Regions from separate parts of the Homo sapiens genome. Here region 2 is linked to region 1. Evidence: read pairs that join two places in POLR2A ChIA-PET (ENCODE). Cell type or tissue: OCI-LY7. All regions are shown on one strand.

Region 1 (4,000 bases):
ATGCTTCTTTGACTTTTTTTCATTGTTCGGTTGACTTTCAGCTTTCTGGAGTGACAAAGCAGCAGTGATGGGTGCTATTCCTGGTTCTGTGGTGGTTTACTTTGTCTACTAAGTGATTTACTTTCAAACCTCATTACAGATAATCTTACTAAAAGACTTAACATGCACACTGCTAAAAGGTGTTTTACTGTTTTCCATTAACGCTGTTGTATGAACAATATTTGGTGACATGTTGTCTTTTTGTCCTGTAGATTGTCATATCTGTTATGTAGTTATCCTTTTGGCAAGTCCTTTGATTTTTTTTTCCTCTAGAAAATCCTCAGACTGTCAATCTTCCATATTTTGAATATTATAATGCTGTGGCCATTTCTATAGAAAGATTACTTGCAAGTGTGTGTCTTGAAAATAACCTCTTGTATTTGTGTGTTTATGTGAGTTCTGTCTAAGAGATCAGATAAGCTCTGGAAGCTTCATCATCTGTACCTACATGTAACTGTATCTGGGTTACATGGGCAGGCGGTACCAAGTCCTGCTCTTCGATGGGGTGGCTGAGAGATAAAGGTTCCTGAACTCTCCTTGCTGTGTATGCACCACATCTGTACTTCAGAGAGGTGGAAAATCATCTACAACACTGCGTTTCTTGTGGTTGTGCTGTTACTGGTATAAAGTCAAGTGCCTTCAATGCTAAAGGCTCAGAAATTTTTCTTAAACTGATTTCATGTCCTATGCAAGTGTTTTCTACAACCTGCATAACCAGTACTTTGTAAAACTTGTTTACGCTTCAATTGTACATAGTGATTTTTAAAGAAATATATAGTATTTTTATTTAGGTACCTCCAAACTTGAATTCGTCTGTGTGAAGCATTGTAAAACGATACATTTCTCTTTTGAGTACCATTACAGTTGTACAGAGGTTTTCACTGCTTCTATTTTTCTACTGTTACTGATAAGCATGTAACACTGACTTTATCCTACATATAGTTGGCATTTCAAATAAATGGCTTGTATAGAATCTGCTGAGTTGGATACAGTCTGTTTTAGCAGTGGAGCATACAGTCTTCAATTATAGAAGTCATTGCACCCCTGGAGGGTAGAATTGGGAGGTTTTCTAGGTTGATTTTCTCTGTTTCTAGGATTTCAATCATTCAGAGGCATTTTATCATCATCATCATCATCGTTTTCTCGGAAATCACACATTTTATTCTGAATCATCAAGTTCATTATTTTCTATTATTTCATTGAGACATTTCTGAGAAATTTTATTTTACAAATTTGAGCGGAAAGTTCCTCTCACAGGGGTCTTCAGGATTGCAGGAAGCTCAGCATGGCACCCACGTGAACCAGGCACCTGGATGTGTCCTGCTCTTCAGGGCCCTTCGAGGGTCAGAGACCTGGCCTAGATTCTGAGCTTTGCCTTTGCTTTCACACCCAGGCTCAGTAATATTTTCAATTTCAAAAGGAAATGAGATCATGGTCTAGAGTCTAGGATTCTGGAAAAAAAAAAAAAAAACGCAAAATGGAAAGTTTTCTAATTTCCATTTTTTAAAATTGCTACAAAAGAGCTCTTATTTTGTTTTTTATTTTTCAGACAATGTCTTGCTCTGTCACCCAGGCTGGAGTGCAGTGGTGTGATCACAGCTCACTACAGCCTCAATTTCCAGGCTCAAATGATCCTCCCACCTCAGCCTCCCGAGTAGCTGGGGCTACAGTCAGTGTTACACCACTATGCCTGGCTCATTTTTAAAATTTTTTGTAGAGACAGAGGAGGGGGTCTCACTACGTTACCTAGGATGGTCTCAAACTCCTGGGCTCAAGTGATGCTCCCACCTCAGCCTCCCTAAATGTTAGGATTATAGGCATGAGCCACTGCAACCAGCGAGCTCTTTAAAATGTTTTTTATCATTTCAGTGCCAAATTCTGTCCTAGCATCTCACTCTTCATGCCTTACTAACAAGTTATTGCTTTATAGTTTGTAACCATCTTAGGTTTAACAGAAGGGTATAAAGATAAAATAAAATCTAAGGTTTCTGTGGGTGAGCTTCTTAAATCTAAACAAGAAAATTGAATAAATCAACATTCATTTCTGTACTTGTGGATTATTCCTGGAAAAATGAACTCGGGCTAGCTTCCCAAGCCACTTTAGGCTTTACCTCTCCTCAATCCATTAGGGAATATTTCTTGAGTCCACTCCTCCCGGAGTCTGGGAATATGGAGCAGCAGACCAAACAGACAGGAACCCCAGTCTCAGAAACTCACCTCTAGCTGGAAATGACTTTTGTCCTAAAAACAAAACAAGGCCAGGTGCGGTGGTTCGAGCCTGTAATCCCAGCACTTTGGGAGGCTGAGGCAGGTGGATCATGAGGTCAGGAGATTGAGACCAACATGGTGAAACCCCATCTCTACTAAAAATAGAAAAATCAGGTGGGCGTGGTGGTGCGTGCCTGTAGTCCCAGCTACTCGGGAGGCTGAGGCAGGAGAATCGCTTGCACCTGGGAGGCGGAGGGTGCAGTGAGCCGAGATCATGCCATTGCACTCCAGCCTGGCAACAGAGTGAGACTCCATCTCAAAACAAACAAAAAATACAGGGCAGTTATCACAGCTAAGGGGAAGACCAGCTTGAAATGGACCAGGAATGAAAACAGGAGGAGAAATGCTGGAAGCAGCACTAACACTAAACAATGTAATCTTTTCTAATCCCTCATTGAGTTAGGAACTCCTTCCTTTGATCCTCTGTGAATTAAGTACTATTATTTGTGCCATTTTACAAAAGAGAAAAGCCCGGAGATACTGAGCACCTTGTCCAAGGTCACACAGCTAGAAAGTTGGCAGAACTTGGGCTCAAACCCAGGTAGCCTGGCTCCAGAACCCCAGTCCTCAGCCGTTGTGTTGTTCTGCGCATCAGGAAGTCCGGTGGTCCGGGCGGGGTGGGGGGGACTCTAATGTGCAACAGGTGGAAGCAGGTTCAAGGATGGCAATCAGTTGTTCATCCAGTCCGTTTTTCCGAACATTGCTAGATGCTGAGACAGCAGAGTCATGAACAAAACAGTCACAGTCCCACTCAAAAACTGTTTGAGTTTCCAAGAAGAAAAGACATTGAAGAACTACACAGGTAAGGCTCGATGTCTAACTGGTCCCAGGGGTGGGAAGGCTTTGTGTGGGAGTGACCTTGAAGGTGCAGGTGAAGGAAGAGACGAGCAACAGGGTGAGGAGTGGGGAGGGAGGGCTCCATGGAGAGACCAAGCCTGGACAGAGCTCAGGGGAGTGAGAGGGGGTGTGGGACCCTCCTAGGGCAGGGTGAGGCTTCTGAAGTTGGCTATAATGGCAACTCAAAAGCTACTAGGGCTGGGGTGGTTCACCAGATTTGCATGTTCCAAATCACTCTGGCTATTGCATGGGAAGTGGTTGAAAAGAAGCAGGAGTAGATTGAGAGGTCCAGACGGGAGGCTGCCGTAGCCGTCCAGGGGAGAGCTGCAAGCAGCCAACAAAGAGAACAGATTCGGAATCTGCTGACGGTGCCGTGTCTGCGTGACTAGGTGCTTGCTCAGTGTGGGAAAGGAGGGGGAGCCAGCTCTGGGGGGAAGATGGCGTTAGTGTTGGTCATGTTGACGCGGGAATGATTGCCAGGCAGCCAACTACTAGGTGGCAACTAGGTGTCAGCTGGGAGTCAGAGGAAAGGATTCTAGCTGGAGGCTGTGTGGGGGTTGTCCACATATATGGGTGGCACTTACAGCCTTAGGAGTAGATGGTGTGATTAGGGGAAAGGTTTAAAGGAAGATGAAAGAGGGCCTGGATGATGAACTTGGGGGACTCCAACCTTTCCAAGCCAGCTGGAGGGAGTTGCTGGCCAAGGGCAGCCTAGCAGACAGAAAGAAAACCAGCAGTGTGCTGCACAGAAGACCAGGCTGGGACAACTTGAGAAAAGAGGGAATGTGATCTTTAGAATAAATGAAGTGAAAGAAGCAGTATACAAAATAATGCATCCATATGCTCCCACTTGGAG
Region 2 (4,000 bases), 140 kb before region 1:
CTGCTATGAAAGCTGTATGTAATTCTCTGCTGGGAGTGGGTAAGAATTAGGGGAATTGTTCTGGTGGTCTTTCATACTGCAGTGGGAGCATTCTGATGGTCAATACACATCTTCGTGCAATAATATTTTATTGGGACAAGATGGGTGGTAGGATTATGAGTAGATTACCCCTTTCCAAAACCACATTGGCTGTTATCCCACCCAATATACATTGGATTCCACTACAGCTATAAGCAGTTCCGTTATAGGATTTCAAAATGTGTCCTAAATGTAGAGTTTGAGAGATTGAGAGTTGTGCTCCTTTATAGTTCATTCTCCCCTTTATATAACACAACATTTGCAAGACCTCACTGGTTGAGCCTTCAGATTGTATCCCGGTAATCACTATTTTATTTTCCAACTCTTGCCTTCTCTCCTATACTTTTCCTCTTCCCCTTGTGGTTGCTCTTTTGAAGCCCTCAACCCTCAGTACATCACCGTTTTCTTTAAGAAACAACTATTCTCGGCCAGGCACAGTGGCTCACACCTGTAATCCCAGCACTTTGGGAGGCCGAGGCGGGTGGATCACGAGGTTAGGAGATCAAGACCATCCTGGCTAACATGGTGAAACCCCATCTCTACTAAAAATGCAAAAACAAAAATTAGCCAGGCATGGTGGCGGGCGCCTGTAGTCCCAGCTACTCGGGAGGCTGAGGCAGGAGAATGGCGTGAACCTGGGAAGTGGAGATTGCAGATAGCGCCACTGCACTCCAGCCTGGGTGACAGAGCGAGACTCCATCTCAAAAAAAAAAAAAAAAAAAAGAAACAACTATTCTCATTGCACTTCTTTCTTGAATCTTGCAAACTGCACTGCTTCGGGTGCAGCTAAATGCAGTCAGTGAAGTCTGTCTACTCCTTCACTGATCCCTCAAAGGGAAAAGGAGAACTCTTGTCATTTGCATCCTTGCATATATGTACATAGGTGAGTGCATGAGAGAAAGCTATAATATATATAACATATAATATATATTTTATATATTTTATATATTTTTATATATAATTAAATTAAGCAAAAAGCCATTGATTGACCTGAGGCAACCTAACTTTGTATACAAACAAACTGAATTCCAACCTAGGAGTATATTTTTTGTAACAAATAGCTGAGATTCAGCCAATCACAAAAACCGAATTTATCACACTATACCCAAACAAGGCAAAAACCTAGCTGGAGCCAACCAGATGATTTCTCTGCTTTCTATAATAGCTAACTGCTCATGCTGCTGGTTGGAGCTCTCTGAACCTCTTCTGGTTCCAAGTGCTGCTCAATTCATGAACTGTTCTTTGCTCAAATAAACTCTTAAATTCCAACTGTCTAAAGTTTTAGCAATATAACACATACACACACACATAGCTATATGTGTATATGTGTATAGGATATAGATACATATAAATATACGGTTTGCCCCTGTGATTTTTTTTTCTTCTTTAGAAGACCACCAGTTCTATTCTACCCTGGAACGCATTAGTAAATAATGCTCATTTTCCTGAAGACTGTAAGGAAAGATTAGAGAAAGATTTTATATCACCACACAGCATTTGAAAAAATTTAAATCTCTATAAGATAGTTCTGTTCTTCCCCAAAATCTCTCTAGTTCCCTCAACACTCTTTTCTATCAATACATATTAAGTGCCTCTGGTTATCTATTGTTGCATAACAAACTAGCCTAAAACTTAGAAACTTAAACACCTTGTTATAATTCATGTCTTAGTCCATTTTCTATTGCTTATTAACAGAATACCTCAAACTGGCTAATTTATAAGAAAAGAAATTTATTTCTTACAGTTATGGAGGCTGAGAAGCCCCAGGTCAAAAGGTCACAACTGGTGAGAGCCTTCTTGCTGGTGGGGACTTTCTGCAGAGTCCCAAGGTGGCACAGGGAATCACGTGGTGAAGGGCCTAACATGCTAGCTCAGGTCTCGCTTCCTCTTTTTATAAGGCCACCAGTCCCACTCCCGATGACTCATTGATATGGTTTGATCTGTATTCCCGCCCAAATCTCATGTCAAATTGTAATCCCCAATGTTGAAGGTGGTGCCTGGTGGGAGATGATTGGATCATGGGGGTAATCCGTCATGAATGGTTTAGTGCCATCCCCTTGGTGCTGTTCCCGTGATAGAGCTCTCATGACATCTGGTCATTTAGAAGTATGCAGCACCTCCCCACTCTCTCTTGCTCCTGCTCCCACCATATGAGATGTCTTGCTCCCCCTTTGCCTTCCACCATGACTGGAAGTTTCCTGAGGCCTCCCCAGAAGCAGAAGCCACTTTGCTTCCTGTACAGCCTGCAGAACTGTGAGCCAATTAAACCTCTTTTCTTTATAAATTACCCAGTCTCAGGTATTTCTTTACAGCAATGTGAGAATGGACTAATACACCTATTAATCCATTAACCCATTAATCTACTAATCCATGGGTGGATTAATCCATACATGAAGGCAGAAGCCCAATGACTCAATCACCTTTTTAAATTTGTTTTTGAGACAGGGTCTTACTCTGTCACTCAGGCTGGAGTGCAGCAGTGCAATCACAGCTCACTGCAGCCTTGACCTCTTGGGCTCAGGTGATCCTCCTACCTCAGCCTCCTGAGTAGCTGGGACTACAGGCACCACCACCATGACCCGCTAATTTTTGTATTCTTTGTAGAGACAGGGTTTTGCAATGTTGCCCAGGCTGGTATTTAACTCCTGGACTCAACTGATCCTCCTGCCTTAGCATCCCAAAGTGTCAGCCACTGCACCCAGCCTCAACCATCTCTTAAAGGACTCACTTCTCAATATTCCCACAATGGGAATTAAATTGCAACATGAGTTTTGGAGGGAAAAAATATCTAAGTCATAGCATTCCACCCCTGACCCCCCAAAACTCATGTCCTTTTCATATACAAATACATTCATTCCTTCTCCATAGCCCCAAAGCTTTAACTCCAACACCAACTCAAAACTCCAAAGTCCAAAGTCTCATCTGTGAGCATGTGAAATTAAAGCAACTTTTCTACTTTCAAGATACAATGGAGGCCGAGTATGGTGGCTCACACCCGTAATCCCATCACTTTGGAAGGCCAAGGCAGAAGGATCACTTGAACCCAGGAGTTTGAGACCAGCTTGCATAACGTAGTTAGACCCTGTCTCTATAAAAAATAATATTTTTTAAAAATTAGCCAGTTGTGGTGGCACTCAACTGTAATCCCAGCTACTCAGGAGGCTGAGGTGGGAGGATCGCTTGAGCCCAGGAGGTCAAGACTGCAGTGAGCCATGATCATGCCATTGTACGCCTTCCTAAGTGACAAAGTGAGGCCCTGTCTCAAAAAAAGTGACTTTAAAAAAGAAAGAAAGAACGCTACAATGGTGGTACAGGAATAAGACAGACATTTGCATTCCAAAAGAGAAAAGTAGGCAAAGAAAAGAGTATCAGGCCCCAAGCAAGTCGGAAACCCAGCAGGGTAAACATTAAACCTTAAAGCTGAAGAATAATTGCTTTTGACTCCATGTTCTACCTACTGAACACACTGGGGCAAGGTTGAGCCCCCAATGCCTCAGGTAACTCTACCCCTATGGCTTTGCTGGGTGCAACCCACATAGCTGCTTGTATGGATTGAAGTCCAGTGCCTGAAACTTTCCCAGGTGGATGTTGCATGTTGCCGGTGACTCCATAGTTCCAGGGTCCTGGAAGCGGTCCTGCTTCCACAGTTCCACTTAGGCATTACCCTGGTGGGAACTTTCTGCCGCAGCCCCAGACCCACATTTCTGCTCAGCATTGCTCTAGTGGGGCTCTCTGTGGTAGCACCATACCTGTGACAAGTCTATGCTTGGGGCCCCAGGCTTTCAGTGACATCTTTTGAAATCTGGGTGGAGGTTGCCAAGCCTCCACCGCTTTTGATTTTTTCAAGCCTGCAGAATTAGCACCATGTGGATGCAACTAAGGCATACCTGGGATAAATCCCACTTAGTCATAGTGTATGATG

Evidence for each region. Peaks named below come from ENCODE experiments on the same cell type or tissue, not always from the same donor. Only the 100,000 strongest peaks of a DNase experiment are listed, where the experiment ranks them.
Region 2: POLR2A ChIA-PET joins it to region 1 with 6 read pairs; 3 of 35 experiments call an interaction of 5 or more read pairs at or near these places.

The regions. Positions count from the first base shown.
Region 1 is chr14:93,234,562-93,238,561 of GRCh38, reverse strand. BTBD7 (BTB domain containing 7) reads left to right here. Exons shown (of 11, transcript NM_001002860.4): 11 at 1-1,012. Among named protein-coding and RNA genes, the nearest start is that of UBR7, 29 kb to the right of the region's middle. In OCI-LY7, no CTCF peak of the experiment used is centred here; no DNase peak of the experiment used is centred here.
Region 2 is chr14:93,373,898-93,377,897 of GRCh38, reverse strand. It overlaps a transcript of UNC79 not described here. Among named protein-coding and RNA genes, the nearest start is that of COX8C, 29 kb to the right of the region's middle. In OCI-LY7, no CTCF peak of the experiment used is centred here; a DNase peak (open chromatin) is centred at 1,937.